Regions from separate parts of the Homo sapiens genome. Here region 1 is linked to region 2. Evidence: read pairs that join two places in POLR2A ChIA-PET (ENCODE). Cell type or tissue: endothelial cell of umbilical vein. All regions are shown on one strand. Each heading gives the region's core, and the rest is flanking DNA. Links, peaks and the distances in the headings are about the cores only.

Region 1 (16,221 bases), core at 5,049-10,048, 88 kb after region 2:
ACAAATGGTCTAGCAGAACAGTAACTGGAATTACAGAATGAGAAGACAGAATGAGGCAGAAAAAAATATTTGAAGAAATAATTATCTAATTGACATTTATAGAACACTCCACCCAAGTACACAAGAAACATTAACCAAAGCAAACCATTTTATGGGCCATGAAACCAATATTAATACATTAAAATACAAAAGATGTACATTAATACATTAAAATAGTTGAAATTATACAAAAAGCATTTTTCAAAACTAATGACAGACACAAAACCACAGATCCAAAAAGTTGAGAGTACACCAACCAGGATAAATTAAACAAAAACAAACACCTAGAAATAGCTTATTCAAACTGCTGAACACTAAAGATAAAGAGAAAATCATAAAGGTAGACAGAGAAAAATAATACATGCAGAGGAACAAAGATAAGAATTACATCAGACTTCCCCTGAGATGTCAGGCAAGCCACAAGACAATACAAGTGCTAAAACAACAACAACAAAAACTATCAACCCAAAATGTATCCCAGCCTGTGGGCCAAATCTAGCCCACCGCCTGTTTTTGTAAATAAAGGTTTTTACTGGACCAAAGCCACACAAGTTTATGTATGTATTGTCTATGGCTGCTTTTACACTATGACGGGTCCAGAATTTGTGGCCTACAAGACCTAAAACATTTACTATTTGACCCTTTACAGAAAAAATTTGTCAATTCCTAATCTAAAAGATAACTGACTTTCAAAAAAGTAGTAGCAAAAACAAAAGTAGTAACAAGCTGTTGTGTACTCATAGCATACATAAAAATAAAATATTAATATATGACACCAATGACACAAAAGTGTTGGAGAAAAGAATAATTAGCATATTTTGTAAGTTTCTTAGACTAGATATAAAGTAGTATCATATTATTTGAGGTTAGAATTTTTAATTAAAGATTCATGTTATAAAACTTGGGTCAACAACTAAAAATTTTTAAAGAGACATAAATAATAATAAGCCATTAGTGAAGATGAAACAATCATAAACAAAAGAAAGGAAATAATGAAGATAAGAGTAGACATTAATGAAATTGAGAAAAGAAAATAATGAAGCCCATAGCTGCTGCTTTGAAAAAAAATAATAAAACAGATAAACCTCTGTCAAGACTGACCAGTGGAAAAGGACAACACAAATGATCAATATCAGGAATGGAAGATTGAACATTGAAAATCACCTTACAAAGAATAGATAATCCTATATCTATTAAGGAAATTTAAATGCATAATTAAAACTTTTTTTTTTTGAGATGGAGTCTCATTCTGTGACCCAGGCTGTAGTGCAATGGCATGATCTCAGTTCACTGCAACCTCCCGGGTTCAAGCAATTCTCCTGCCTCAGCCTCCCGAGTAGCTGGAATTACAGTCGCCTGCCACCACGCCCAGCTAATTTTTGTATTTTTAGTAGAGATGGGGTTTCACCATGTTGACCAGGCTGGTCTCGAACTCCTGTCCTCAGGTGATCCACCCACCTCGGTCTCCCAAAGTGCTGGAATTACAGGTGTGAGCCACCTGGCCAAAACTTTCTAAAAAGAAATCTCTCACTAGCAGTCAGCACTTGTGAAAAAAAAGGAAGGAAGGAAGGAAGAAGAAGGAAGAAAAAAAAAAAAAAAAACTCCAGGCCCAAATGGCTCCACTGGTTATTTCTACTGAATATTTAAGAAAGAAATAATACCAATTTTACACAATTTCTCCCAGTATACAAAAAAAGGAGGGTGCGTGTTCCAACTCATTTTATGGGATCAGTATAACCCTGATATCTAAACCAGACAAATACATTATAATAAAAGAAAACTACAGACCAATAATCCTCATGAATATAAATAATATCCTTAACAAAATGCAAGCAAAAAAAAAACATATATAAAAAGGATAGTACACTACAGCCAACTGGGGTTTATTTAAGGAATGCAAGGATAGTCTGACATTCAAAAAACTCAATCAATGTAACTCACTGTAATATCAATATTCAATGTAATATCATCAAACTGAAGAATAAAAATCAAATAATCATCAGAAGAGATACAGAAAAAGCATTTTATAAACACATATTCATGATTAAAAAAACTCTCAGGAAACAAAGACTAGAGGGGAACAATCTCAACCTGATAAAGGACATTACAAGAAAACTTACAACTCTAATGTCATACATAACAGTGAAAGACAATGCTTTTCCCCTAAGATTGAGAACAAGGGATGATACCAGCTCTCATTCCTCCTGTCTAATACTGTATCAGTACAATAAGGCAAGGGAAAAAAAGACATCCACATTGGAAAGGTAGAAACACAATGGATAGAAATTTAAAATAACTATGAATAATATGTTACAGACTCTACTGGAAATGAGAACATCATGAATTATCACATGCATAATTTCAGCAGAGGAGTGAAACTATAAGAAAAAAATCAATTGGAAATGCTGGAAGTAAAAACAACACTCACACAGATAAAGAATAATTTTGATAGACTCATTAGTAAACTCAACACAGGTAAGAAAAGAATCAACTAACCTGAGGATAGGTCAATAGAAATTATTCAAACTCTATTGCTAGATGACATGATAATCTACATATAAATTTCAAACAGTCTATTAAAAAGCTACTAAAACTAAAAAGTGAGTTCGGCCAGGTCACGTTAATAAGATCCATATTCAAAAATTAATTGTATTTCTGTATACTTGGCAATGAAAATTGAAATTTTTTAAGATACCACTTACAATAGCACCGAAACCTATAAAATACTTAGGTATGGATCTTATAAGAGACATGCAAGCTCTATATGCTGAAAACCAAAAAGACAATGATAAAGGAAATCAAAGACCTAAATAAATGGAAAGACATGCCATGTTGACAAAGACAATATTGTGAAGATGTCAATTCTTCCAAACTGATTTACACAGTCAGCATAATTCTAATCAAAACCCATGGGAGGCTGGATGTGGTGGCTCACATATGTAACCCCAGCACTTTGGGAGGCTGAGGCAGCAGGATCCCTTGAGCCCAGGAGGTCAAAGCTGCTGTAAGCCATGATCATGCCACTGCACTCCAGCCTGGGCAGCAAAGCAAGACTTAAAAATAATGCAGAGTTTTTTGTAGAAATCAACAAGCAGATTCTAAAATTTTTATGAAAAGATAAAGAAAAAATAACAAAAGTGATCTTGAAAAAGAAGAATAAAGTTAGAATAGAACTATATATATATATACAGTTATATATATACAGTTATATATATATACAGATATATATATACACATATATGTATATATATGTATATATATATATATGTATGTATATATATATATATATATATATATATATATATGTATGTATGTATATAAAATATTTTTTGGAGACAAGGTCTTGCTCTGTTGCCCAGGCTGGAATCCAGTAGCACAATCATAGCTCACTGCAGCCCCGAACTCCTGGCTCAAACAATCCTCCCACCTCAGCCCTTTAAGTAGGTGGGACTACAGGCCTGTGTCACCACGCTCAGTTAATTTTTTAAAAATTATTTTTTGTAGAGATGGGGGTCTCCCTATGATGCCCAGGCTGTTTGTGAAGTCCTGGCCTCAACCAATTCTCCCACCTTGGCCTCCCAGAGTGCTGGGATTACAGATGTGACCCACCACAGCTGGCCAGAAGAATATATTTTAAATAAAGTCACCCTACCTGATTTAGTACAAAGGTAAGATATTCAAGAGAATGTGGAATTAGAGAAAGGGCAGACATATAGACCAACGCAATAGACTATAAAGTCCAGATATAGGCCTATACAGAGTGGGTCAGTTGATTTAGGACACAGTTGCAAAGGCAATTAAGTAGAGAAAAAGTAGTCTTCTCAACCAATGGGGTTGGAATAATTGGATATTTATTTTTAAAATGAACCTCCATTCATATATCACACTATATCAAAATATTCACTCAAAATAGATAATAGACTTCAATGTAAAACTTTAAACTATAAAACCTTCAGGAGAAAACATAGAAGATAATCTTTGTGACCCTAGATTAAGTAAATATTTCTCAGATATGGCCCCAAAAATATAATCCACAAAAGAAAAAATTGATAAATTATACTTGATCAAAATTAACAACCTATGATCTCTGATATGGTTTGGCTGTGTTCCCACCCAGCTCTCATCTTGAATTGTAGTTCCCAAAATCTCCACATGTCATGGGAGGGATCTGGTGGGAGGTAATTGAATCATGGGGGCAGTTACCTCCATGCTGCTGCTCTTGTGATAGTGAGTGAGTTCTCACGAGATCTGATGGTTTTATAAGGGGCTTTTCCCCCTTTTGCTTGGCATTTCTCCTTCCTGCTGCCATGTGAAGAAAGACATATTTGCTTCCCCTTCCTCCATGATTGTACATTTCCTGAGGCTCCCCCAGCCTTGCTGAACTGTGAGTCAATTAAACCTCTTTCCTTTATAAATTACTCAGTCTCAGGTATGTCTTTATTAGCAGCATGAGAACAGACTAATTAATACAATCTCCAAGAGACATCATTAAGAAAATTAATAAGAAAGCTAGCAGAATAATTTGCTAATAACATATCTAGAAAAGAACTTGTATCCAGAATATGTAAATACTCAATAAGTTCAATAATAAAACACAAACAATTCGAATTTTAAAATGGGCAAAAGGTTTGAAATCTTCACCAAAGAAAATATAGTGATTTTAAATAAGCCCATAAAAAGGTGTTAAACATCATTAGTCATCAGGAAAATACAAACTAAAACCACAGTGAGATACTAGTACATACCCATTAGACTAACAAAAACAAAAAAAAAAATCTGACAACATCAAGTGCTGATGAGGATATGGAGCAACTGGAACTCTCGTACATTGCTGGTAGGAATGCAAAATAGTATAGCCACTCTGAAAAACAGCTTGGCCATTTCTTACAAAGTTAAACATGCATGTATTAGACAACATAGCAATCCTACTTATCGGTACTTACCCAAGAGAAATGAAAACCCATGCTCATGAAAAACTTGTACGTGAATGTTTATAGGGGCTTTATTTGTAACTGCCAAATCTGGAAACAATCCTAATGTCCCTCTACAAATTATAGTGTAGGCCTACAACTGAACACCACTCATTATTAAAAATGAATGAACTACTGATACAGGCACAATGTGAATGGATATCAGATGCATTCTGCTAAGTGAGAGAAGCAAGACTCAAAAGGCTACGTGCTATAAGATTCCATTTATGGGACATGCTAGAAAAGACAAAACTATAGGAAAAGAAAACAGATTATTAGTTGCAAAGGACTGAGGGTGAAGAGAGGTTGTCATCCCCAAGGAAGGATTTAGGGGTGAAGGAACCCTTCTATATCTTGATGTGATGGTTGCACACTGGATACATTTATCGAAATTCCACAGAACTGTACACTAAAAAGACGAGACTTTACTGCATGCAAATTATACCTTAATGAAAAATGAGTAAAAAACAGAAATGGGAAGCAGTATCTTTCATGGCAAATGGAAGATAACCATCTTTTGTTTTAAAGACAATGAAAACAAAGCATTGAAATAAAATTTTGGCTAGATACCGCTCCCTGGTCACAAGCTCTGAGCCTGAGGACTGCTTTACCTCAGTAAAGGAGAGCTTGACAAGTGTTAAGTGGTGTCGAAGATACACCAGCACCCAACAGAGACTTTTTCTTTCACAATACAACCAAGAAAAGATTCAATGATAGTTCGTGGCTTATCTACATAGCACCTGAAATCATTTCTGCCATATATGGTGGGAAACACATCTCAGGCTGGGCCTCCAAGGGAAGCAGCCTGGCTGGGTCCCCAACAGCTTTTTGCCAGCCTTCCCTGCCCCCTTCCCAGAGCATGCACACTTTGCAGCCTCCTTCCTGGTCTCCTTCCCCAGAGTCTGTACATTTTACTGCCCCCAAAGTTGAGAAAGCATCACTGCCTGGCAGGGCCCTAAGCTTCACTCCTTCTCAGGAAATCTGCACTTTCACTAGCTTTTGGAGCCAGAACACTTCAGAGGTTCTTCCTCTCCTGGTACAGCTGCTGATGACTGAGAACAGACTTCTGAATCTTGAGGATGCTCAAAGCCCTCCGTCAGCCTTCATCGCACCCAGAGAAAGTCCACAGCTTCACCCCATTTCCACCAGGGGCTCATCCCCACCCTTCCCAATACGCATTTGTTGAATGAATGACTGTGTGATGGGCTTTTCTGGTTTCTAGTTTTCTGTAATAAGACTGTATTTTACCTTGTAATAAGTAAAAAGAGAGGAAAGAAACCTGCACCCCAGATGACGGAAAGTTGTAGGGTGGAAAAGGCGAGTGTATGGCTTCTCACAGCTGAGGACCATGCTGGACGCTGTTCATCTCCCTTCAATGTGCCTGGGATGTTTAACGGGTGAATCATCTGGGTCCAGGTGGAGAGAGGCTTGCTGAGATCATACTGGTGGATGGTGGTTCAGCAGCACTGGAGCCTGGACTCCTCACCCATGGCATCCTGCCTCCTCCTTCCCCTCATCACCATGAGTCAGCATTATCCAGCACGGCCCTGTGCCAGGCTCTGGTCTTGGGGGCTTTACCCACATCATCCCATTTACTCAGAACAGCCGTCCAAGACTGGTTCATGTGGTACAACAAATGTACAAACATCAAAATCACATACATGACGGTGAGCCACCCCCACGGACCTGTGTTCCCCCAGGGAGCAGCAGGGGCTGGCCCCTGTCCCATGTCCACACTAAAGCAGACCTTACTGTGGGGGCAGGATCACCAGCACTGGTTTCTTTGTTCCCGTCCCCTGCCCCTTTTACATTTTTTGTAGAATATAGATATTGAAATCCACCATACACTCTCTTTTTCAATAAGCCACGCAGCCCTGGAGACACAGCTGGACCCTGTGGATTTGGCAAGATGCAGGAGTAAGCCATCTAGAGCCACCTTGGGGACTGGCTTCCAAGGAGATGCCCACTGGTTCTCGCCAACACATGCAGACACCCACTGGCTTCCCACAACGTTCAGGCTGAGGTCTGGGCCATGGCGCCCCAAAAATGCTTTCTGTTCACCTTTGGTGCCACCAGGCCACACACATCTAAGCTATGATAAATATGGTAGCAAAGAAGACACAGGGAGGACTGTCACGCACACCATCCTGTATCACCCAAGCTCTCTTCCCACTTCATGGCTCCTCCACGACCCGCAGAGTCCACAAACAGGGCCAGGGGCACTCAGACCCCTCATGGTCCTCGGCCTTTGGTGGGAGATCTGGTTTTACTTTGTTCAAATTGTTTGCTAAAACTAATGGCATGTTTCTTAATTTCCTGGAGCTTGGGGAAAACAGGCCAGAAAAAAAAAAATCAGCCTCTGATTCATTTTCTCCCTTCCTTCCCCAAATGAAAGAGAAAACTGAATGAATGCCTGTGGTTGACAGATGTGAGTATCTTAAATCAAAGTCCTGCTTCCCCCTGTGGTGTAGAATCTTGGAGGAGCCTTCGAAGCTAGCTCCTTTCAACAAGTTTCAATAAAAGTGCCCTGCCATCAACAAAGGCACAAGCAAGTCTCAGCCCCATCAAATCCAAGCGTTTGTCACCCTGAAGCCTGGTGGGAAGGCTCTTGGGGTGGGGGAACCAACGGGAGGCCGGGGGTGGAAGGAACAATATCTTGTTAACCTTTTTTCTTAGGGGCAGTTTGCAACTTCACTACCACCCCAACTTGCATTTACCTTGGCCTGAAGAATTGGGACGTTCTGCAGTAAGGTCCATAAATTCCTTTTTTAAGCTAGCGTGAGCCAAATGTAACAAGCAGCTGTCCAGACCTGTTTAAAAAGAATAAACCCCAGCTAAGCGCATAAACAACAGCCCACTGCCTTTTATCATACAAACATGGCGGGAGAGCCAAATGCGCTACAGAGCCTAAACACAGATTCTCATTGTTATCTCATTAAGTCCATTAAATAAGCAGGAAGGAAAATGCTTTCACATGTTGAGCCTGCTTTAAACTATCAGGGAACAGATTAGAGTTAATTAATGCTGTGAACTCTGAAACTGCTAGCCCTGGGTGGGGGGTGGGGGTGGGGGTGCTCCCAGTGGAATCCAGGTCTGCACCTGTCACAGACATGAGTTCAGAAAATCTAAGTGGACTCTGACGTGCACCTCCCTCCCTCCCCCGGCCCTACGCATCCCCGGTGCTGGAATCTTCAGTGCCTAATCTGTAACTCACGAATCAGGATCAAGAGATAAACCCCCACCTCTGAGACAGACAGTCGGTAGACTCCAAGCAGAAACTGTGCAAAAGTCTCTTGCCGGTGCTCCGGAAATTGCCAGGGGTTCCAGGCCGCAAGGCGAGACGGCTAAGTTGCTTCTGACAAGTTGGAAAGAGCTTATCAATTATTCATGAAACTGGATAAACATGGATTTTATCTTGTAGCATGAATCAAGAGATAAAAATTCTATTTCAAGAGGGAGGGGTGGAGACTAAACCCTGAGTGTTAATTGTAAACTGAAAAAAAAAGAAGAGGGAAGGAAGGGAAAAATAAGGTCTTAGGCTTGGGTTGTGGTGTGAGCACTTGTCCAAGATCCCAGCCCCCAAATTTTGCTTCTCCAATTCCCCAAGACCCCAAACTAGGCAGACAGCCAGAAGAGAAACAGAGAATGCCGTCTGTTCACCTTGAATTTAGCTAACCTGCTCCCTGGGTGATACACCAAGCCTCTTACTGGTGTAACGTGCCAGCCGGAACAGAACCACTTGCAAGCTGATGGTGGGGGGATTGTAAACCCCCAAACACCACCTCTTTTAAGGTATTTCTGTTTAAAATCAATGTGCTGCTTCCAGACTGAAATCCAAAGCAGAGGAAAGTATACAAACAGCTGCCTAACAAGGCAGAAGGCTCAAAGCAAAACAAAACAAAACAAAGGCAAATCCAATATGCAGGATATTTTGGCCAAAAAATAAGATTTCTTTTTTCGTGTCCTTCCCCTACTACCCGTAGCGTTGCATCTAACAGTTCCTTAAAGACTAGGAAATTAACCCAAAAGATGAAATTGAAGAATTAGTGGTTTATTAAGGCATTCACATTATTAAATTTGACTGTAGATGAGAATATTTATATGTATATGTGAAATTCATCCATCCGAGTGTTAGCAGGAGTTGTCCCCGGGTTGAAGGACGATGCGTGACTTTCATTTTTCTTCTTTCCACTTTGTATTTTCTAAATAGCATATTAGGACCACTGTTAATTTTACAATGAGAGAGAAATAATAAACTTAGTGCTTTTAAAATCCTATATGAGGAGCATATATTGATTTTTATAATGGGGGCTAACAATAAACTTTATAACTGACATAATTTGAAGCCACACATGTTTCCTGACTTTTCTTTTTCCCTCCTTCGACAAAAGCCTCTCAAAACAAGGAAGCTGTCACAATAGCTTTTGCCTTTTCTTGCGACCCAGCTGGTGGATGGCGGCGGGGGGAGCCGATGGGTATGGAAAGGTGAGACCCTGCTCCAAGCAGCTCTTCTGCACACACAAGCAGACATCAGAGAATGGGCACCGAACCATGCTCTTCTGCAAGCCCTGGTGGATCTACATCACTCCGGACTGTCAGTGCCACGGCCAGAGGGACCTGAGTGTCTGGGTGACACCCAACCACCATTTTGGCCATCCCCCTGCCCCTTGCTGTGCCTCAGTCTCTCTATAGTCTCTTTTGCTTATCATACTTTTCGGACCGCAGACACAGAAAGTTGCATGTAACATTACTGAGTCCATGGCATGCTAACAACCTTGGTCTATGTTGGGACCCTCATCTGTCTTATTTTATTGTATAAATTTTTCCCTTTGCCCCTCTTCCATCTCCACACCCATTTCCTTCCTTCTTCCTCCTGAAAGACATCCCCTGGAGTATGTCTGATGGATTGCCTTAGACACACACAAGTTAAATGCATGCAACACTTGCGTGCAGGTTTGTGGTCTGGGCTTACATGAGTGCCCTTCTGCTCAGGAGACGATGCGCTTTCCGGATCTGTCTACGTCATCGCGTATCTCATTGCTCCAACAGCCATGGATCCCTCTTTGCAGTCTTCACAGTTGATAGACACTTAGAGGCCACCACTTCCCACCCCATGAAGCGCACTATGGTGACCCTGAGATGACACGGGGGAGGAGGAGGCTCAGAGACTGGCCTCTCTGCCTCCCTTCCCTGTCCTCTCCTCTCTAGGTGGCTCCCAAGAGGCCATTTGAAAATGAGTGGACCTGGTCTGCAGAGGCCTCCCAGCTCCAACACCCTGCAGTGCTGAGCCCAACATGGGGTCTTGGGTGATGTGAGCCACTCATCCACAAACCTACCCAGTCCCCTCAGAAATAATGGTGACATCTGCCCTCTTACCAAGGACCTGCAGCCCACCAGGCTCCACAGCCCACCAGGCCCCACACTGAGGGCTTTACTTGTGTCATCTCATTGCATTCTCCCCAAAACCTGAGGATTCTCCCTTTGCAGGTGAGCAACACAAAGCTCAGAAGGCTGTGCCCAAAGGCCCAAAGTCATGTACCTCATGAAGGGCGTCACCAAGACATGAGCCCCATTAGACGCCCAAAGCCTTCCTTCTGCCATGAGCGGGGCAGCCTCTCCTCCATCCTGCATCAACAGAAGCCCTTGCTCAGGCTGAATTTTCTTGCCTCCCAAGTAAAATGAACCAAGCCAGCCCATTCTTTCTACAGACCATCTGCAAGCCCTGGTGGGTCTATATAGCATCAAACGGTCAGCTCCACGACCAGAGGGATGTCTGGGTGTCATGTTGATGAAGCTATTGGTGCCAGACCCAGCTGCTCAGCTGCCATTCCATAGCCTGCTATGAGTGGCTCAGGCATCAATGAGGGGTTTGAGCTGGGCTGGGGACCCAGAAATTTAACAAAAACAAATCCCCAAACCTCCCAGGCAAAGAAGGCTGGCCACATAAGAGCAGGCATTTGCTCTTCGCTCGACAGCACCTGCCTCTCACGCTGGTGCTATGGCTGTTCACAGGAAGAACACAAGGCCCCGCCTTTGTGGGAAAGCACCTCTTAAGTGCAGGGATTAAGATGTGTCTCCACCGCTTGAGTTAACACACTAATGAATTGTTACTAATAAATTAACAAACCATTCAGTGTGAGCACCACCCCAGAGCAACAATTATGGCAACTGGAGTGTTAGTCATCCACCCACCCACCCATCCACCCACCCACCCATACACTACCCTTCCATTCACCCACTCACTCATCCATCCATCTATCCATCCACCCACCCATTCACCCATTCATCCATCTATCCATCCATCCCCCCACTCATCCACCCATTAACCCATTCACCCACTTACCACCCATCCACTCATCCACCCACCTACCCACCCATCCACCCATTCATCTATTCATCCATCCATCCATCCATCTTGCTCTCCATCCACCTATCCATCTATTCACCCATTCATCCATCCATCTACCCACCCACCCATCCACCCATTAGCCCATCCACCCATCCACTCACCCAGTCACACATCTATCCACCTACCCACCAACCCATCCATTTATCCACCCACCCACTCACCCACCCACTCATCCATTCATCTACCGAATTCATACATTCATTCAAAATATATTCACTTAACATTTATGTGCCAGGTGCTAGGATAAGCCCTCCAATGCCATCATCCCCCAGCCCCCACCATACACACAATAGCCAGATAGAGCAAGAATACCTATACAGGTTTAAGGGCTGGAGGGTGAGTTCCCAGACAGCCCAAGGTATTTCCACAACCTGCCTTCCCAGAGGCAGGTGAACAAGATGCCATTCAAGACCTAGGTATTTTAGGTTCAAGCTGAGGAGCCAGTCTTTCCAGCCCGGACCAGGTTTCCATCCAGGCTCCATTGCATACCAGCTGTGTGACCTTCAACTTCTCACCATGTGGTTTCAGGGCCTCAGAAGACTGGATCCTGCACCCAGTGCTCAATTCCTGGACATGGTCTTCTAATTCCTACAGGGTGGCACAGCTTCATCCTATTTTACAGAGGAAGAAACAGATGCAAAGGGAATTGCAGGGCCGGGACTAGTGGGAGGCACCCAGGGCTCAAACTATGAGAAGGCATTCACCTGGAGGGGCTATCTGCACCTATGCCCACCCAAGAGTGAGTGCCTATTACATGGTGAGCCCTGGGAACAAGTTCGCCTCCCCCTAGCACCGGCCATGGTGAGTGGCTAAGTGGTAGCATTATGATTTGAAGTCAGGTCTTCTGATAAACCCAGTGCTCATTCTGTGATAGTTCATTTGCTCTCTCATTAATTCACTCAGCAAACGTGCAGCGAGCCCCCACTATGCACAAGGCATGTGCTAGGCTCAGGGGTGCACCAGGCATTTCTGAAGGACAGAGACTTGCTTTCTCTGCCTCAATTTCTTCATCTGTAACATGCAGGTTGTTATAAGGATCTGGTCGACTCTGGGCCGAGCCAGCATGCTCACTCTGGAGGCAGAAATGGTCACCAAGAGGGGCCCAGCCCACCCTGGCCTGTCCCCTGCTTCATCCAGAGCTACCCCTGCCTACCCTTCTTGGCCCAGGAGGCTGCCTGGATGTTTATTTGGTTATTAGATAACCAGGCCTGGGCACCATTTCTTTGATCAGTTACCCCTGATAACAAGCAGAGGAAACAGACCATTTTATAGCAAGATTTTGTGGGGTGATCTTATGATCCCATGGTGTTTTTAACAGGGACAAGGATGAAGAGGTAGGCATTTGGAGGGGAGGGGGAAGGAAAAGAGGCCCTGCTCTGCAATACTTTCCTCCTGATTCCCCCTGGACTTTGATTCTGGGGGAAGGGGTGGTGTGGGAGATAAACGTGGAGCAAGAAGGCTGGGTCCCACTCACAGACATCTGACTCAAGGCCGCTTCCCTCACACCCAGCAAGACCCCCTGAATCCTCCCAAAACCTCACCCGCAGCAGCTCTGACCACCCAGCGAGGGCCCCTGCAGTTAACAGCCCAGGAAAGCCCAGCTACGGAGGCCAAGATGCGATAATGCCCACAGACGTGACTTAACGGCCAACACAGAGCTGAGGCTTCTCCCCAAAACAGCCTTATGATTGCTGCCGTTTCAAAAGCTCTCAAGCGATTACTCGGTAAGAAAGAGGTCAGGAACCAAGCGTATATCACCCTTCCCTGAGCAAAATGCAAGATCTGGATAACATAACTTTTTTCTTTTTTTGATTAAAAATAAATATATGTTTGAAGACAATAAATGAGTTTTAGCTTCGGTTCCTTCTTTTGCTCTTGTTTGATCTGCTTGTGAGTTGAGGACAGCCTTGTTCAAACACTATTTGTCCATTTTCTTTGCTTTTTTCTATTTGTGGGGTAAAATCTGTGTTATCTCAACAGGGTCAGCTCACCTGCATTGCGCTTCTGTTTCCTCACCTGGAAAGTGAGGAACGCTGGACCCGTCAGTCTCCAGTGCCCTTTACAGCTGCCCACACCCTCCCAAGTGTCGCCCCATCACAAGGGTGAGGATGCAGCAGGCGCAGGGCCCACCTGTAACTCTCAGCCTCAACAGCTGGGGTTTAGCTAGGATGTAGAAAAAGCACTTTTTTTTTTTGAGACAAGGTCTTGCTCTGTCACCCAGGCTGGAGTGCAGTGGCACAATCATAGCTCACTGCAGCCTCGACCACCCAGGCTCAAGAGATCCTCCCACGTCAGCCTCCCGAGTAGCCGGGACCACAGGCATGTGCCACTACACCTGGAGGATTTTTGTATTTTTTCTAGAGATGGTGTTTTGCCATGTTGCCCAGGCTGGAGAGAAAAAGTACTTTGGAGTCGTGTTTCCCCCATTATTCACACACCTCTTCGAAAAGAAGCCGTTATTATAAAACAGGCCTTTTCTTTTGGGGTCCTCAGATTTGGAAAGGAGCAGAAAACCCAGTGAGACAGGACGTGTCCTGGAGACACAGCGCGGTGGTTGGAAGCAGGGATCCGGGAGTTCTGCCACCTTCCAGCTGCCTGGCCTCAGGACAGTGGCCCAAACTCTCTGAACTCAGTTGCCCCAGTTTGTAAAATGGCCTGACCGTAATTCCCACTTCTTGTCAATTTGTTCAGGTATAAAGTACATGCATATAAAGTACTCAACCTAACTAGTGCCTGGCCCATGCCACAGTCTCAATAATTATCAGCAAATCCTCTCATTTATAAATAAGCCAGTACAACTATTAATACACAAGCATCATACTTTGTGGAAAAGTTCGTATCTCTAACAGCAGTACAATAAGTTCTGAAAATACTGAATTATGACCCTATGTAGGACATCAATGTAACACCCATTCTCCCCACAAAATGCCACTAATGCGTGAACCCCCATCAGCCGCCTGGGACTTTGAAATACCCACATCCGGAAAGCCCAGAGACTGAAGTCTCAAATGATTATGGCCAGAATAGCATGTAGTTTTAACTTTTTTTTTTTTTTTTTTGAGATGGAGTTTCACTCTTGTCACACAGGCTGGAGTGCAATGGCATGATCTCAGCTCACTGCAACCTCCGCCTCCCAGGTTCAAGTGATTCTCCTGCCTCAGCCTCTGGAGTAGCTAGGATTACTGACGCCCGCCACCACGCCCAGCTAATTTTTGTATTTTTAGTAGAGCCGGGGTTTCACCATGTTGGCCAGGCTGCTCTTAAACTCCTGACCTCAGGTGACCCACCCGTCTGGCTCTCCCAAAGAGCTGGGATTACAGGTGTGTGCCACGGCACCCGGCCTTAGCATGTAGTTTTTAAACTACCCATAATTGTAAATTTTGTACATTGAAAGACCCATAATTGCCACAAATAATCACAATTATGCAAGTATAAATAATCACCCTGCACAACTCTCCTCTTGCCCACAAAGTTATCCCTTTCATGAGAATTTAATATGTGACAATGGCCATTGTCTGCCAGGGAAAGCTCATACCGATTTCAGTTTCAGCAAGGCCACCTCGAGTCTCATAGAAACCAGAAAAAAAAAATGTCATTTTCAGGAAGCAAATTGATCGTTTTCCTCACATTTCCATTTGCGTTAAGATCATGGTGTGGCCTTGCTCTGGACTTTTTCCTATTCCCTGTTGCCTCTGGAGAGGAGGAAAGCTAAGGATGGCTGGTGGGCCCACATCGGGGGTCCCTGGGTGGATTGAAGGGCTCTTGTGGCTCCTGGAAGCCTCGCCCAAGTTTCTGGTAAGAAATCAAAAGGTGAGGTGGTGTCCCCTGTTCCCCTGTGGGATGATCAGCCCACAAAAGTGGGACAAATGAGTCTATAAAATGCTTCAGAGGGGCAGGTGGACTGCTCACTCGTGAGTCCCGGGAAACAGGCCTGGCCCAGTTCTCCAAACCTTTCCCCAGGGAGACCGCATCTCTGTCTTCTCTCTTCTTCTCTCTTCTCTCTTGTTCTCTCTTCTCTCTCTTCTCTCTTCTCTCTCCCCCTCCCTCCTCCTTCCTGGTTCTCTTTTTTCTGTTGATTTCACTCCCTCCTTTCTTTTCCCTTTCTCTTTCCTCCCCTTTCTCTCTCTTTCTCTGCCTGTTTCCCCTTTCCTCACTTTCATTTCTCTTTCTGTCTCTTTCTTTCTCTCCCTCTCTCAGGTCTCTCTTCTCTGTCTCTCTTCATCCTCAGTTTTCCCCTCTCTCCCCTCTTACTTTCTTTCCCTTTTTCCTTTTTCTTTCCATCTTCTTCCTCTCCCTCTCTGGGTTCGTGGCAACACAAGGAAACCCGCACATCCCCAGCCCGCAGCCTCGCCCCCTCGGTCCCACTGCAGTTACCCGGTGATCCATGCAGGTGGGAACAATCCAGTTAACTTTTCCCATCCGAGTGATTCTCTTTCTCTTCTTCATTCATAAATGCCATAACTCTCCCGGTCCTCCTTTCCAAGGCTCGTGCACTTGATTTCAAGGCTTGCCTGCCACCCAGGGTGCCACCAGAGTCCCAGTGCCTGGGTTGGGGGCTGGAGCGCACCCTTTGGGATCCCCCAGCCTGTCCTCCGCCTCACGGCTGCCTCGCTTCTGAGCTGCCACCCTCAGCTGACTCACTCAGATGAGATTTGGGAGGGAGGGGGGCAGGAGGAGGAGTTGCGAGAAGGAGGAAAACCCGCCTGGTCGGGTCCACACTTTGCCTAGATGCGTTTGGGTGTGGTGGGGAGCGGGTGACGGCCTCATTTACAGACAGAGGCCGGGGCTGGCTTCTAGGCGACC
Region 2 (16,221 bases), core at 6,224-11,223:
AGGCCCACAGCTCTTACCTGATTGCGGCTGTAAAGCACACGCTGGTACCTGCAAGGCCATCCCTTCCCACCACCGAAGGACACCTGCATGTGAATGTGTGTGCACGTGTGTGCGTGTGTATGTATGTGTGCGTGTGTATGTGTACATATGTGTGTGCATGTGTGTATGTGTGTGTGTGTGTGTACGCGACGCTCTAGCTCAGGGGCAGGGTTTCTGTGTGGGGTGGGGTTCCTAGGGCTTCTGGCCCCGACTCCAGGATTTAGGCATTCCCATTTGCTTGCTGACATATTTCATTGTCCCCAACCAAAGGAACGTGTGCACAGAGGCCGTGTCATTCCATAGCAATGGTTTGGGAGCACAGTTGTCCTCAGTGGCCCCTGTAAATGTCTTGGCTTCAATATGGAGCCTGAAGGATGTTGGGGTGGCCAGCTCTGCCAGCTAGACCAGGCTCTGTGCCACCGTCCCCAAGGCAGGAGTCCAGGGGCCTCACTGGGGACCTGCCTGGGAAGCTCGGCTTCTCCCACCCCAGCCTCATCCTGGGCAGCGTGGAGGGCACAGACAGGACTGCAGAAGGCTCCTTTGCAGGGTCCCACCAGCTGGGGCTTGAGGGGCCCTGAGGGTTGGTTTCTGTCCCAGGAGGAGGCTTGGCATTTCTGTGCCTTCATTTCCCCAGCTGCAAAGCATCATGCAGGGCATGGCCCCTGCTTGCGAAAATGCTTAACGCTACTCTCACCACTAGCTCTAGCTCGGCTCTCCCAACCAGCCTCGAGACCTCGGGCAAGTCCCTGAGCCTCTCTGTGCCTCAATTTCCTCATCTGCAAAATGGAGATAATGACAATACTTACTCATACAGTTCTCCTCAGCATTACATAAGCCAGTCCATACAAAGTCGATGTATATTAAGTGCTTACCACGCCATCAATGAAACACTCAAAAAATTACTATTACGATGATGATGATTTTTATTTTTACTGTTGCCCATCCTTTAGGTCTTGGCAAAAATGTGGCTGTCGCCAACCACTTTGTCTAAAATAAGTGGACTTTGTGATTACCTCCCATCGTGTTCTTTTTTTTTCCTTCATGGCTCTTGCGCATTTGTAATGAGATATTTACATGTGCAAATTCTTTTATTTCATGTGCTTCCTCTACCAGACTGTGAGCCCCGAGGGGGTGGGGGCTGAAATGTGCTCCTCACGGCAAGCTCAGGGCCCTGTACAGCCCCAGCGAGTGGTAGAAATCAATAAATATCGAATGAAAATAGTCCTTGGATGATCGAATGGCTTTTGATCTGGTTTGATCAGGCAGCTGTGCCTTGCTGCACGGTGGCTGCACCTGGCCCCTGCAGTGCTCCGCCAGCCCCGCCTGTGCTAAGGGATGGGGCTGTTGGAGGAGCCGAGAGCTACAGGAAGGCCCTTGCTGAGAGGCTGAGAGGCTCTGGCCCACCGCTGACCGCACGTGCTTCCGGCCTGCAGGAGCGGGGACAGACTCTGACCCCAGAAGGCAGTTGCTCCTCCGTCCTCCTGTCCGAGCTTCATGGGGAAAGTTGGGGCAATTTAAGCCTGTCTGGCAGCAAGGGGTTGGGTCAGGCGAGTCCAAAGCTGCTGCTTCCCTGGGGGTCTGCTGGGACACACCCCAGTCCCTTGTCCTGGGACTCGACACCCTTCAGGGCTTCCCGCCCCAGTTCCTTCTGCCCCTGCCTCTTTCCCAGTGATGCCTCTGAGCCTGGGCAGAGTGGCCCTGGGCTGCTCTTGCTGTTGGCTCCAGCTCTGGCAGGGGCTACTCTTGAAGAAGCTTGTCTGAAGTCCAGGGTAGGCACCCCAGGTACAGTCCATAGAGAGCAAATTGCGCAGCAACCAAGGGCCGGGGCAGCACATGCCTCAGCATGGGAACACCAACCGCGAATCGTCTCAGTTACACAGTCCATGTTGTGACAAGCTGGGATAGATCTTGAAATATAATGAGTGAGCCAGGCCTGCCGCGTTTCTCCTCCCAATGCCTCTGGAGCCAGCTCTGTGGCTCAAGACCTCCTGCAACGGTCTTCATTTTCATACATTCCAAAGGCGGAACTGTTTTTCTTTGCTGACTTGTTCAAGACATCTAGATTAAGAAAGAAAAAAAAAAAAAAAAAAAACCTCCTCACATCCCCAACACAAAATCAACAAACTGACTTTTTTTCTCAAGAGTCCGAACAGAAACAAGTATGTAAGTATCCAGAAAACATATCTGCCATTAGCTGAAGCCTGAAAGACAGAAAGCAGATGACGGGGTAGGGGGCAAGGGAGGAGGGGAGATACTCGTGCAGCTATTACAGTGACACTTTATGTAAAGCTGGGCACTTGGCAGAAACCCAAATGGTGACCATGGATGAGACCATATGCTTTGGCCAAACCCCTGAGTCTCTCAGGGGCAGGAATTGTCCTCCAAAGGAGAGCTTAAGACCTTGAACAAAATAATTGCCACATACAAGAGTGTTTGTTGTAAGGAATCTAGAAGCCCCATTGAACAAAAATCTAATCGTGAGGGTTGGGGTAGGGAGGTGAGCAGTCATCTACATGGAACTGTTCTCTCAACAGTGGAGAAGCTTCTATTACCAAGATGGAAAATACCAAGATCTTAACACACGATAGAGCCTGGTGCTGTTTGGACAGAACTGACTGAGCCCCAAAGGGGAAATTCCATACAAAAGAGATGCAGGAGCAGTTAGAAGCCCACTGCACGGTCCACAAAGGTGCTGCTGACTGCTTCTGAGAGTCCTGTCAGTGGCAGACATCACCTGTTCTCATCTCTGTGGTTTGTATGGAATCGTCACAGACACAAGCTGTCCTGCAATTTAGGGGCTGCTTGCACAGCTGGAGGGACCCTATCCAACTCGAAAATAAGATTACCTTCACCAGGTCCCACCTACCTAGAGGGAAGGCAGAGAGTACACACAATCCCACCTCTGGGCCTCCCGCTGATGGACATGATGCCTAGCATACAATCAGTGATCAATACACACTTACGAAGTGAAGGAAGGAAAACATGCTGAGCTTCTTATGCCTCCCTGTCTTTCTACGCAATTCTTTTTGTCTTTCAGAGCCCTCCTAAAAGGACACTGACTCCATGTGTGTTTCCGCCTCTTCCAGTATGTGCCCTGTGTCAGTGTTGGCTTCTGTGTGTTCTGTGAGGGTGAGGACCTCTCCTGGCTCTCACCTTCAACCCTCACCTCACGAGGAGGAAGGTGCAGATACTCCATAGGTGCTTAGGAGTGTAAGTGTTGAGTGACTGCTGACAAGAAAAGAGGAGATACGATCTGATACACTTAGACTTCAAATCCAAACCTTGAAAGTCCCACCCAGTGGGGGACTCTTGCCGCCTTGAGAGAAGCACAGCTGATGTACGGAAAGCAATATTGTAAACATAACAAATAAATACAAATCAAAACCACAAGAGACCATGTGATGCCCATGGCTGAAATAAAAAAGACAGACAATAACAAGTGTCGACAAGGAGACAGAGCAATTGGAACCTTCATTCACTGCTGATGGCAACATAAAAGGTGCAGCTGCTTTGGAAAAGGATCTGGCTGCTCCTCAAAAAGTTAAACACAGAGCTACCACATGACGTACTATTCCACTCCACTCCTAGGTGCATTCCCAGGAGAAATGGAAACATAGGTTCACACAGAAACTTGCAGACAAGTATTCATAGCAGCAATATTCGTCCTAGCCAAAATGTAGAAATAGTCCAAGTGTGCATCAGCTGATGCATCGCACCAACAAACATGGTTCATCCAGATGACAGGGTATCATCCAGCCACAAAAAGGAAGGAAGCGGTGATCCAGGCCACAGCATGGATGAACCCCGGAAATGTTATGCTAAGTAAAAGAAGCCAGACACAAAGGAGCACATATTGTATAAATCCATTTACATGAAATGTCCAGAATAGGGAAGGCCATAGGGACAGAAAATAGATTTGTGTTGGCTTTGAGCTGGAGGGGAGGGCAGAAGCAGAATGGGGTGACTGCTAACGCAATGGGCTTTCTTTTGGGGGTGAATGCTCTAAAATATAGTCTGATTATGGTTACACAGCTCTGTAAATGTACTGAAAGCCATCGCAATGGGTGAATTGCATGGCCTATGAATTAGATCTCAATGCAGCTGTTAGAAACAATGGTGGGTTCAGGTCTGGACTCAGCCACTTCCTCGTCTTGTGACCTCAATGCTCCTCTCTGAGCCCTGAGTCCTTCATGGCACAGCCACGAGATCTGTCTCGAGGTGGTTGTGGGAGATGAAATGAGATACTCCACAGAGAGGACTTGGCTCCCAGCTGGGCAGAGAGCGAACCCTCGGTCCACTTACACAGCACCTATTCAGGGAGTGCTTCCTGACATGCCCGGGGACTGGAGAGGGACAAGATAGGGTCTTCCCTCTCACACTGATCTGCATGGCTGGCCCACACCTCTCAGTTCCTCAAACCTTCCAAAGAACACCAGCAATCAGAGATGCTGGGTTGCTCCATCACTGTTGGCCAAATGACCTCGGGAGAGGAGAAGCAGAGCAGGGTTTGGGGAGCAGACCCCCACGTCTGACAGCATACCAGCTCAGAGCATGGCGAGAATTCCAGCACAAGGTGCACACATTTTTTTGCCCATGGCTGTGGTGACCCTGCTGTGTGCCAGCCTCAGCCCCACAAGGTCACCTGAGCTATGTTCCTGGTCCCAGCTCACCCAGCCTCTTCAAGGAAGCCGTTACCTGCACCGTTTGATGGGTTAGGGCCCCTGAACCCAAACATAGCCCCTTGATCTGCCTCCACCCCACTTTCCTTGCCAGGTCTCTAAGATCTAGCATTCCGTGGGCCCCTGCCCTGCCTCCATGGCCCCAGAAGTGCCAACCATACTGGTGCCATGCTGCCTCCAGCTCCGAGCTGGGGTGTCCTATACTCAGCCAGTGGCTTCTGCCTCTCCCCTGGTCCTTTCCCCCTTTCTCTCTCCCTTTTGCATGGAAAGCATTTCACACTCATTCCTCTAAAAACAGCGTCACGGTTGGGCCCAGGCACCAACCTGAGCTCTCCCTGCCCACCTGCCTCGCTGCTCTTGGTCAGAGGAAACACATTAAGGAGAGGAAGAGCGTGTGGACAGCTGTCCTGGCTACTCTTTCCTGTACTTCCCTCAAAGCAGCCCAGCCCTGGCCTGTTGGGCCGAGGAACCGTTTGCACCCTGCAGACAGTGGGGATCCCAGGCGTGGGTTCGTGCTGCCTGCATTCTCGGAGTCCACAGGCCCGGCGGACACACACATAGTGTCCATGATGACCAGGAAAGCACACCATGGTCCGTTGTGGGGCTGTGGGTGGTGATAGTGGGGAGGGGGGGTACACTCTGGGATCAGCTTGACTGTGGGTCCCCTGCCCAACGGCCGTGAGACGCTGGCTGAATGGCTGGGCCACTAAAACCTCTGTTTCTTCATTGGTGAAATGACGATGGCTGTTGTGAGGTCACAGTGAACAAAGGCAAGCAAAATGGCTTCGCCTTGCACCCGGAGGACACTCCGGTGATTGGCAGCACATTGTTGATTGACACATATACTGCTGAGGTGGCACACACAACCACATGGTCCGTGTCTCTCATTTCTAAACAAACATGAGCTCATGCAAGGACCTGGTGCCAGGCAACTTGGATCTAGGCCCACAGTGAAGAGGATCCTGGGGCCAGAGGGGAGACGCGAGGACGAGGTAGGGGCTCACCTGCGCCAGGCACAGTTGCAAATGCCTTACGTATACCAATCACCCCCTACTCCCCACTGTGACTCTACAGGGGAGGCACAGCCATTAGCCTCATTTGACAGACAAGAATGGTGAGGCTCAGAGAGCTGAAGTCACTGCCCCAAGTCACAGAGTGAGCTAGTGGCAGAGACTCATGGAAGTTGTCCTCCAACAGAAATCCCAAACAACATGGGCTCAGGTCCGAGGTGTACTGCTTAGGAGCTTGGTGGCTTTTGGGGTGCCCCTTGCACTCCTGTGCCTCAGCTTCCTCACCTCGGGACAGAGGTGCATGTGCCCACTTCTGACTGAGCCTCCAGGGTGGAGGAGGATGAAGGGCTGCAGGGCTGCACGTTGCATATACCCCAAAGTGGCGGAGCATCCCTACTGCCTTCGGTGCCATTGGAGCACCCAGGGACGCATGGGTGAGGCAGTGAGCCGCCCGTGTAGCCTCACCTGCTAGAGACGGGAGCACATGGAGGCCCTTGTGCGGCCCTGAGCAGTCAGGTGGGTCACCCTGTGAAGAAAGGGCAAAGCAGCCTCACTAGTGACCCCGGGACCCAGGGAGGCTCCGTGCACAGGCTGCCGGGGCTACTGCTGCTGCCGGAGCCCCTCTCCCAGGCCAAGCCTCTGCCTGCTCCAGTGCGGATGTATAGGCAGATGTGTGAGGGTTGGGCTGCTGAAGTTAGGGCTCTCTGAGGCCCCTGTCATGTCAGGGCGGCTCCCAAGCAGCCTGTTCTCTGCTGCCAGCAGCATCTCCCACCCCACCGTGAGGCTGCAGCTCCCTCCTCTCATGCCCCTAAGGAGACAGGCACCCTGTTCTTTGCGTGTGCTAAAGCACCGCACCCCTATTTTTGCCTAGCTCACTCCCGCTTATCTTTCCTCCAGCCCCAGAAGGGCCCTGTTGACCCCTAGCCCCATTCTTTGCCCCCAAGACACTCTGTCCTTTCTTCCCTAGCTCAGGGCTGCTGGGAGAGCCTGATTCGTCGTCTCTCTACCCACTAGACTGCAAACTCTGAGGGACTTGTGTGTTGGGGTCTCTGGGCCCCCAGCATCCAGTGCTCTAGGAAGAATTGTGGAAGGACAGGAGGCAGTGGGGAAGGAAGGTTTCCTCTCATACCAGCCAAAGCCAGAAGGGCCCAGTGAGTGTTAATCAAAGAGTCCTCCCTGGAGGAGGTGGCTGATGGGGCCTAAGAGGTCTGGGCCCAGCCTCAGGACCCATTGTCTGCTGCTGTTGCCCAGCTTCATGTCTGATCCCCACACAAACCCTCCTGCCATTGACCTCTCCCGGGGCTGGGGCCGACACAGCCTTGGGCCACTGTGTCCCGGGAGAACCAGGGCCCGTGTCAGGCCTTTCCCTCCTTTTCACCGGCCTCATCAGGGCATTTTTGGAGAAACAAATTCCCGGCATCTCAGGGCTGTGGGCTGCTGGCGGCCAGCTTCCTGGTTTGCCCAAGACTAAAGCAGGCCCAGGGGCCTGGCATCTAATCTGGGGACCCTGATGGTGTTGGCCGGCCGCGTAATTGGCATGAGGTGGCAGCGGCAGCCACTGTGCCAGGGGACAAGTCCATGAGGCTCCTGAGTACCTGAAGTCCGGGCCTTATTTAATTTTGTCCTTTTCAATTAAAATCACCCCTCTCTCCCTTCTGCAGAAACAGACAGGCTCAGACAAACATGGAGTGAATTTCGTTCCAAGATGGTTCCCCACCACCTTTTTTCTTTTTCTTTTCCTTTTCTGTTTTCTTTTTTCTTTTTTTTTTTTTTTTTGAGGCAGGATGTTGATCTGTTGCCCAGGCTGGAATGCAGTGGCACAATCTCAGCTAGCTGCAGCCTCAACCTCCCGAGCTCAAGCAATCTTTTCGCCTTAGCCTCCCAAGCAGCTAGGACCACAGGCATATGCCACCACGGCTGGAGAATTTTTGTATTTTTTGTATACACAGGGTCTCACTATGTTGCCCAGGCTGGTCTCGAACTCCTGGGCTCAAGTGATCCTCCTGCCTCAGCCTCCCCAAGTGCTGGGATTACAGGCATGAGCCATTGCACCTGGCCTTTTTCCCATTTTCTTTCCTGAGTACATATCTCTAACCTTTCTCCCTGGAACATTAATCAGGGTCTGTGCTCTAGGAAGCTCCCACCTCTTCTTCCCTCTGTCCCTCTCTTCCTTTTTCTTTTTTTACTAGGGAATGGCCAGTGGCTGTGTCCTCAGAGGGTGGGGAGGGAGAAGCAAGCACCACACGCGGTGAATACAGCTTCAAATATCTGGAGCTTCGGGAAGCCAACGCCATCCAAATGGTGTCTTATGTTAAAGCAATAGAGGAAAAGTGAGAAAACTTTTCTACCTCCACCTCCCACCCAGCCCCCTCCTTAAAAGGAAAAAAAAAAAAGGTTTCTGTACACTCAAGTTCCCACAGTGATACAATGTAAGTTTTTAAAACAACACAAACATTGACCTTGGCAGATGGCCCCGTGGAAAGAATAGGCATTATCGACACAACGGAATGACTTAAGAAGACAAGGTGCCTCCCCAAGGAAGCAGAGAACATGGCGGCTTTGCAAGAGTCTATTCACAGGACGCCAGAGTCAACAGGCCCTGACCCCTGCGGGCCTGAGGGGGCCCCAGACAGCCCCTCCCGCAGCCGCCTCCTGGAACTCTCTGCCCTTGGGTCCTCAGGGTGCCTTCACTTGTTGATTGTGACCTTACGGATTTAAGAACCCAGCCGGGGTGTGCTTTCCGCCAGGCACGGGGGGCCACAGTGGCACCCTCTGCCCCTCAACCTGGCGGGGGACACAGGCACGCTTGGTGGCCAAGACTTCTGTCCCATTTAGGATTGAGGAGCAGATCCTGGGGAGCTAGCCAAATACTGTTAGCTGATCAGTGAAAGCTCTGGTCACTAGAAAAGAGAGAGGGAGGAAGAGGGAGGGAGGGAGGAAAAGGGGGGAAGGAGGGAGGGAGGGAGGGAGGGAGTCTTCCTCTCAAGCCAGCATGGGTCCGAAATCCAGCTCTGCCCTTTCTAACCATGAGACCTTGCAGGCGTTCCTCAAACCACGTTTGTGACACGAGAGCCAGTGACAGTTCCTGGCTTGCGGGTTGTTGGAAGGCAAAAAGGAAGCTACTGCTTTACAAACACACACTTAGGTCAGAGCCTGGCCCAAGGCTGGCACAGTGACTGTTTTACCATGGGGGAACGAGGCCAGGAAGGCATGGCAGGCAGGTGGCTCCAGGTGGGACCTGAGGGAGGCCTGCAGGTTCTGGCCGGGGGCTGTTGGCAAGAGTCCTGCCCCAGGCTCCAGCTCTCTGGAAGTGAATGTGTGTTCCCTCCATGCCCTGGGAGACACCAGGCTGGGCCAGAGCCAGTCCTGGCCTCATGGACTGTCTGCAGCACAGAGCATTTCCTAGGACCTCAGGGCCAGGAGCCCAGGCCTGTACTCATCACCTCTAGAGAGGGGGAAACTGAGGCCCAGAGAAGTCGTCACCTGCCCAGTTCAAGCTCAGTGTCCCCCACTGGCTGGAGACAGCCAAGAAACCCTGTGCAGCCCCACCTCCCTCCCCTGGCACCTCCACCTGGGGGCTCAGTGGCAGGGTGCATGCCACATGGTCTCCAGGCCTGTGCCCCATCCAGCCACGTCCCAGCCAGGCAGGGTGCTGCTGTGGCCATCCTCTCTGGGGACCGGGCAGAAGGAAGTTTCCACAGAGGTGCTCTGAGCTCACAGAGCCTGAGGGCCTCCCAGGCCTTGTCTAGTCGTCAGCTCTGATTAGTGCCACCTGTCCTGTTTATCCGGATTTGCTGCCTAATCAAATCCTGAGTCCCTTAGTCACCTTGCTTACGCGTCCAGAGGCAACAGACAAATTTTAGGAAAATGCTCCTTGCAGAGAAATGTAAGTGCCAGGGCCTGAGCAGTGTTGCATTCCTGTGCCCTCTGAAACCTCCCAGGCAGAGTCCTTTCCCTGGGTCCTGGGTAGGGGTTCCAGAAACTTCCCTGAGATATTGACACAAAAGGAATCTCTGCTGTCAGTGTCTACAGCTGTAAAATGGGATGGCAACCGCAGCAAATGACGAGCGCAGCCAAGGTCTCGGTGGGCTTCATCCCCACAACAAGCAGGTACTGAGGGCTGGCGGGGCCCTGGACTGGGAAGTGGCGGGCAGGAAGCAGGCAAGACAAAGCCCCCAGCCCATGGAGCTTGTCATCTTTCACGGGGAGAAGGACAGGAAACACGCACACAGAGAATGGTTGTTCGTGATTAGAGCAACACAAAAATGAAACAGGGATATGATGACGAGAAGACCTGGGGAGGGGAGGGGAGGGCGTGTGACGTCCACTTCACCCTGGATGGTCTGGGAAGGCCTGTCAGGGGAGGGGACGGTTGACTGGGGGACTTGGAGGCTGAGAAGGCCCCAGCCACGGGGAGAGAGTTCCAGGCAGTGGAATGGCCTGTGCTAAGGTCCTGAGGCGGGACAGGCTTGCTGTGTTCTGGAGCAGTGGGTGGCCAGTGGGCTGATGAGCAGGGATGGGCGGGCAGGCTGGACCACGTGGGGCCTCGTAAGGTCTCCGTGGGATCCCAGGAGAGCGAGTCTTCACTGTGGGTCCGGACCAGGAAAGCGAGGGGCTCACCGTCTGGGAAGTCGTGTGAAGGGGATAGACTCCTCCCTCCCCACCTCAGCCAGGTCAGGCATGGAGAGGGTAAGGGGGCAGCTGGCCGCAGTGGCCCAGGCTCCCTGCATGTGGAGCTGGGTTATGCATGGAGGACACGTTGCTCTGAAGTCAGTGCTCAGATAGGGGTGTTCCATAGAGTCCTGAGCACCCTGCCACTGTGCAAAGTGCTTCACGTGCTCGGTTGGTGCTCCTGCCCTAGGCTGGCACCCGGCCCCTCCTCTGGAGCCCAGGACAGCCCTTAGTGGTTGAGGCTAGAGCCAGACCAGATGCCCAGGAGAAGCAGTTAGGGGCCAACCTTGAACCTCACCCTTCCTTACAGTTTCCCCTCAATGAGCACCATTGACCCCCAAGTTCCTTGCATGTCATAATTAACAATCTTAATCAATAATAATCATAGCTTGCATTTACTGAGTGTTTACTGTGTGCCAGGCACTGAACTACACATACCACACAAATCAACCCATCTAATCTACACAAAACTGCACGAGACAGGTGCTCTAATTAGCTCTGCTTCCAGATGAGAGAAACTGAGGCACAGAAAAGTCAAGCAACTTGCCCAATGTCACACAGCTGGCAAGTGGCAGAGCCAGGAAGGGACCTCCAACAGTATGGCTCCTAAACCCAAGCTTGCAACCAGTCCTTCCTCTGTGACACCTGCTGTGAGTAGTAATAACAGCAAAGCAGCTGAAGTTTGCTGAGCACCTGCTGTGTTCCAGGAACCATCTTTGTAAGCTTTTGCCATTCTTCACCCCTGCAAGGAGGCTTTTAAGGCATTTTTTCCTAATAGCTCTCTCCGATGACACTTTAACGCCACAGGTATACTGGGTGTCTGTTTAGGTACTGTTCAGGTATCCATGCTTTAAATGTAAAGAGTAAAATATGTTTTTCCCCCTTGGGAAGCAAATTCCGTCCTGTTGGGACTGCATGCTCTGCCCAGATGAACTCATTCATTCCTCAACAACTCCATAGGTGAGGAGGATGATGATTCCTGTTTTGTGATGAGCCTGAGGTTCAGAGAGGTCCAGGGCTTGTCCCAGGTTGCATGGCTCGGCAGTGGTGAAGCGGCCCCACCCAAGTCCACCTGTCCTGGTGGTAATGCTGAAGTCAGTCCTCCAGCCTAGGCAGGCCACAAACCTACACCAGAATCATCTGATCTGGGGCCTCTGACCTTTCTGAAACCAAATGCCTCCATGCCCATGTGTGTGCGTGCTCCTAGAAGCAGGTGATTTCGGGAGCCCCTGACCCAAAGAGCGGTCTGGAACGGCTGTGACACTCGTGCGGGCTTCGGAAAGACAGCTTGATCCCGGCTGCGGACTGAACATAGGATGTATGTATGTGCTCTATTACCTGGCTCCATGTGCCAGGTGCTGCACCAGCCCAGGAGTTCCTAATCAGGGTTTTTCAAGCATCGGGGGTCTACAGGTGGGCTCCCTGAAATGGAAGGGGCTCATTGGAGGTGGTAGGTGCTTCTGGGAGGCCCACTGTGGCCTCTGCAGTTGGAAAACACAGTCACTGCCCCCCACCACACACCCAGACCTCCCGACTGGCACTGCACAGACACCCTGGCCCCTGTCTTTTGCAGAGAGGACGTTGAGAGCACGGGGGAGAATCGGAGCCAGGTGGGACTGGTTGACTTCCCAGGCTGGGCCCACTGACCTTCCTTCTGAGAAAAACGCTTGTGGCAAGTAAATCCAGGCCTTCGCCCAGCACCCAAAATAGCTGGCATCTCTGGCCTGGGCCTCCACGTCCTGATGAACAATGGGGCATTCTGCGGCCCCAGGCCTTCCACACAGCAAGCTAGGACCTGCTGAGCCCATCCCGACAGTGACCCCGGGCCCCAGGCCCACACATGCGACCCGAATGGCAGGTGTGGGCTGCCTGGTTTCCTTCAGCTGGGGCAGGAAGTGCCAGGCAGCAGTCTCAGCCCACGAGGCAGGGCCTGGGGCAGAAGCTAGGAGGGAGTGAAGAATGAACAGACAGACAGACAGCGAATGAGGCCAGACCCTTAATGGACCCTGGCTGGGACATCCCCCAGGAAGCTTCCCTATGATGATGGGGACAGCGCTGTGTCCTAAAGCCTCCAGGTGCTGCCTCGGTGTCTCCAGGTGCTGCTGCTGTGCCAAGGGCCACATCTCCCATGGGTGGTTTGTAATGGAGCTCAGCCACCTCTCGGTCCTCACTCCCATCCTCTCAAGCCCCTGCTTTGGGGCCTGTGGACCTTTGCAGTTCCCCCAGCTCAGGGTGCAAGTTCATGCCCTAGGACCTCGGCACTCACCGCTCCCATCCCCTGAAATGATCGTCTTCTGGATATGTTTCTGCTCTGTTCCAATGTCACCTCCCCAGAGAGGCTTCCCTGGCCAGCTCTTCCCTCTCTGCCTTCGCTCTACTTTCCTGGCGTGGCACCTGTGTGGACGTGACACGATGGGGTTTGTTTACCGGGTGATCACCTCCCGTGCTCGCACAGAGTTTGGGAAGGACCGGGCTTTGCTGATTTTCTCCTTGTCTACCCAGGTGCCTGCACATAGGAGGTGCTCAGCTGGCATTTTCTGAGCCAATGGCTTAGGCTACTGGTGCAGTTTGCATGGCTGTCCCCATCATTCCACTTGAATGGTGAGCCAGTCCGTGCCCTTGCAGAGAAACTCAAAAGAAATCCAGCATGGCCTGAGTGTAGCACGCATCGGGCAAGAAGGGGGGACCCTGTGAGCCAGGGTCTGAGCCGCGCTTTTCCCTCAGGCCCTCGGAGGCCCTCAGGAGACTTTTAAGCAGTGGGTGTCTTCGCTGCAGAGTGGAGAATAACCAGAGGAACCAAGACCAGCCAGGAAGCTGTTGAGATACAACAGGCAAGAGACAAAGGTGACCTGGCCGGGGAAACAGCAGGGCCACAGTGCGACGTGGAAAGATGTGGTCCAGCGGGACCCAGGGCCTCCCTGGAGCCCTCCAGGTGCAAGTGATGATTCCTGTATTTGTTGCCGTGTGACCTTGAGTGAGATGTTCAACCTCTCTGAAACTCACAGGGACGATGACAACAATAATGCCAATGATACTACTAGGGGCCTGCCTGTGTGATCAGAGCCCTGGAAATGGTAGTTGTTATTGGCTGAACCATAGGAAACTGCTGTTTTATGTAGATCAAACAAGTCCAGTAGTGACAATTTCCTAGGGCTCAACCTAATAGTATTAACTGTTCAAGACATTTGCTATAGTTGCAAGCAAGGTAGACTTCAATACAAAAATGTCAACAGGGTACACAGAAGGACATGCAGAATCATGTATGAAAGTCATTAGCAAACTCTTAGCATGATGCAAATGTTATTTACAAAGATACATGCAGAATTCTCTTTGAAATAAAGCCCAAAGCTTGGTGCCTAAAGTCAAGAGGGGTGAGAGTTTGGCCACCCAAAGAAAGCCCTCAAAGGAGGACCACATCTTTTCAGGTGCAAAAAATAAGGTCTTACAGGTGCTCCAGAATTTATTGGTCTTTTTTGGGGGGATGGACTCACATCAACCAAAGTCACAAGAAACTGATGTATAATACACTCTATGCCTGCTTATCTGTTTGAAAGGGTAAATGTGACTCTCCATCAGATTGGAATCCTTGGTTCTGCTCCCCATGACTTGTACTTGTAGCTGTGAAGGACACCAGGGTTGTACTTGTAGTTGTGAAGGACTCTGGGGTGTCAACGGGCCTTCAAAAGGCTGAAATGAGAGCGGAATGAGAGCGGAAGTCGGAGAACTACCACCCAGGAGATGGAAACATTAAGTGACAATCTACCAGGCCCTAAAGGAGTCTGACCAAATAACTGATTCACAACAGAACCCACCAGAAATCATGGCCTGAGACTTAGCACCTCTCTTTCAGATGGTGTTGGCTAAATGCCCATAAATCCTTGTCCCCTGACCCCCTCCTCCTCTTCTGGGGTCTTCATGAACCCTTCCCTTATCCTCCTGGTAAGGACCCTCTCCCATTTGCACGGGAGCTCCCACAGCCTGTGGCAGGAGGGGTAATCGTAGACCAGGCCAGAGTGAAGGGAGGCAGGACAGAACTGAGGGCTTGGAATTCGCATGTGGTGCTCACCATGCTCCGTCTTCTGCTCCTTCCACTGTGGCTTATGTCCCCGCTTAGACGCATTTACTTGCACGTGACATGAGCACGCCAAACCTGCTGCCAGCTAGTTGAGGGTTGTCCTTTAACATCCTTGGAAGCCCTTGTTTGGCTCAAATGTGGGGTGCGGATGGGGAGATGTGGGAGGTGAAGGGTGGAGAGTGTGGGTGCCCGCTGCAGGCTTGGGATTGCGTTTTCCCTTTGGCCTTTGTTCTGCCACCCGGTGACATCCTTGTGTCCTCTGGGCCTGGGATATGAGCCTGGAAGCAGGATGTGGCAGGGAGGTGGGTGGCGGGATAGGGAACCCCCTCTCTTCCCTGCCACTGACCAGGTTTCGTCCCAGGTCTGCAGGGTGCCTTGGGTCTGGCCCACGTGCTCAGCCCATCCTGGTAAGCAGGCAGCTTTTGTCGGCAGGAGTGCTGTAATTGCCGTGTAGCCTGAGGACCCTGTGCTAGGGGCCGAGGGAAGCCAGAGTGAGCCCGGTCAGGATGAGGACTCCAAGCATAGGCAAGCAGAGAGCTCACTTAGCAAATGCAGTGTTTGCGACAGCGCCAGACACAGGGATGCTCCATGTGCCGCAGCAAGGGCTGCTGTTGTCACTGTCTTTCCGTGACATCATGATTCACAGAAGCACTGTGCTCAGCAGTCCCCAGCTGTGGCCTCCATCCAGCCTTGTGGCAGCCTGGGAAGTGCTCCTGTTTCCATCTCTCTATAAGAAACTGAAGGCCAGAGAGGCTCAAGAACTTGCTCAGATCTGAGTAGAGAAGATGGGATGTGAACCCAGGACCGCCTGACTCTGCACCCCAGGGCTTTAAACCATGTTTCTGAGCGGCCCCACCATGCTACCCACCCCGGCCCTGACAGGGAAGGCAGGGAACGTGTTGTGTTAACTGGGGAGGCGAAGGGAAGACCTGCTCCTCCATTCATCCTCAACTCCTGAGCTTGGCCCCAAGGAGACACTGCATGTGTCTCCAAGTGTGGATGAAGGACCCTGAGCATCAGGATGTCCAGGAAACGAGACAAAAATGCACATGCCCGGGCCTCACCTCGCCTCCACTGACCCTGAATCTCTGGGTAGCTGATAACTTCCCCAGGTAGGGAGTTAGCAAATGAAAACACAGGATACCCAGTTAAATTTGAATTCCGAGTGAACAATGAATAACTTTTTAGCATAAGTATGTTCCAAATATTTCCTGGGATATACTTACATTAAGGGATTACTCATTATTTACCTGCAATTAGAATTTAACTGGGTGTCCTGCATTTATCCTGGCAACTCTTTTTCCAGGTAGCACAGATGCCTGAAGAACAAGAGCTCTCCTATGGACTCATACCCTTTAGGAGCCCAAATTGAGCAGGTCCTTGTGAGTCCACTGCACGCTGACCCTATTTCAAGTTCATGGCTCCCACATTAGAAACACAGGTGAGGTCCCTCCCCTCAGGAAACTCACATTCCAGCTGCACCTCCCAGGGTCCCTGCCGGCTTTCACAGGTGGGAAGACTGAGGCCCAGACAGGGCAGGCTGGTGGAGGAGGCCCACAGGCTGGTTGGACCCCCGGGGGGAGCCCCTGCCCCAGGCAGGCCTTCCCGGTAGACCAGGGCCATCTGGGCTCAGACTCCAACACCTGGCATCAACCGAGCGAGAAGCGGCTCACCCTGCCCCACTGGGACCGCTTCCCGCCCGCGTTGGCCAGATGGATGGGCAGAGCTGGGGAGCAGGGGGGCTAGG

Evidence for each region. ChIA-PET counts read pairs that join two places held together with the same protein. Peaks named below come from ENCODE experiments on the same cell type or tissue, not always from the same donor. Only the 100,000 strongest peaks of a DNase experiment are listed, where the experiment ranks them.
Region 1: POLR2A ChIA-PET joins it to region 2 with 5 read pairs; 8 of 35 experiments call an interaction of 5 or more read pairs at or near these places.

Annotation. Positions count from the first base shown.
Region 1 is chr20:58,515,312-58,531,532 of GRCh38, reverse strand. APCDD1L-DT (APCDD1L divergent transcript) reads right to left here and starts at 16,154. Exons shown (of 7, transcript NR_034147.1): 1 at 15,793-16,154; 2 at 11,934-12,029; 3 at 9,982-10,143; 4 at 8,252-8,364; 5 at 7,727-7,819. It overlaps APCDD1L (APC down-regulated 1 like), which reads left to right and starts at 16,134. Exons shown (of 4, transcript NM_153360.3): 1 at 16,134-16,221. In endothelial cell of umbilical vein, for the core only: no CTCF peak of the experiment used is centred there; a DNase peak (open chromatin) is centred at 7,402; H3K27ac peaks cover 507 bases.
Region 2 is chr20:58,604,616-58,620,836 of GRCh38, reverse strand. It overlaps APCDD1L-DT (APCDD1L divergent transcript), which reads right to left. Exons shown (of 7, transcript NR_034147.1): 7 at 945-2,097. Among named protein-coding and RNA genes, the nearest start is that of LINC01711, 22 kb to the left of the region's middle. RefSeq lists enhancers at 1-226, 227-898, 1,571-2,242, 10,337-10,838. In endothelial cell of umbilical vein, for the core only: no CTCF peak of the experiment used is centred there; a DNase peak (open chromatin) is centred at 8,196.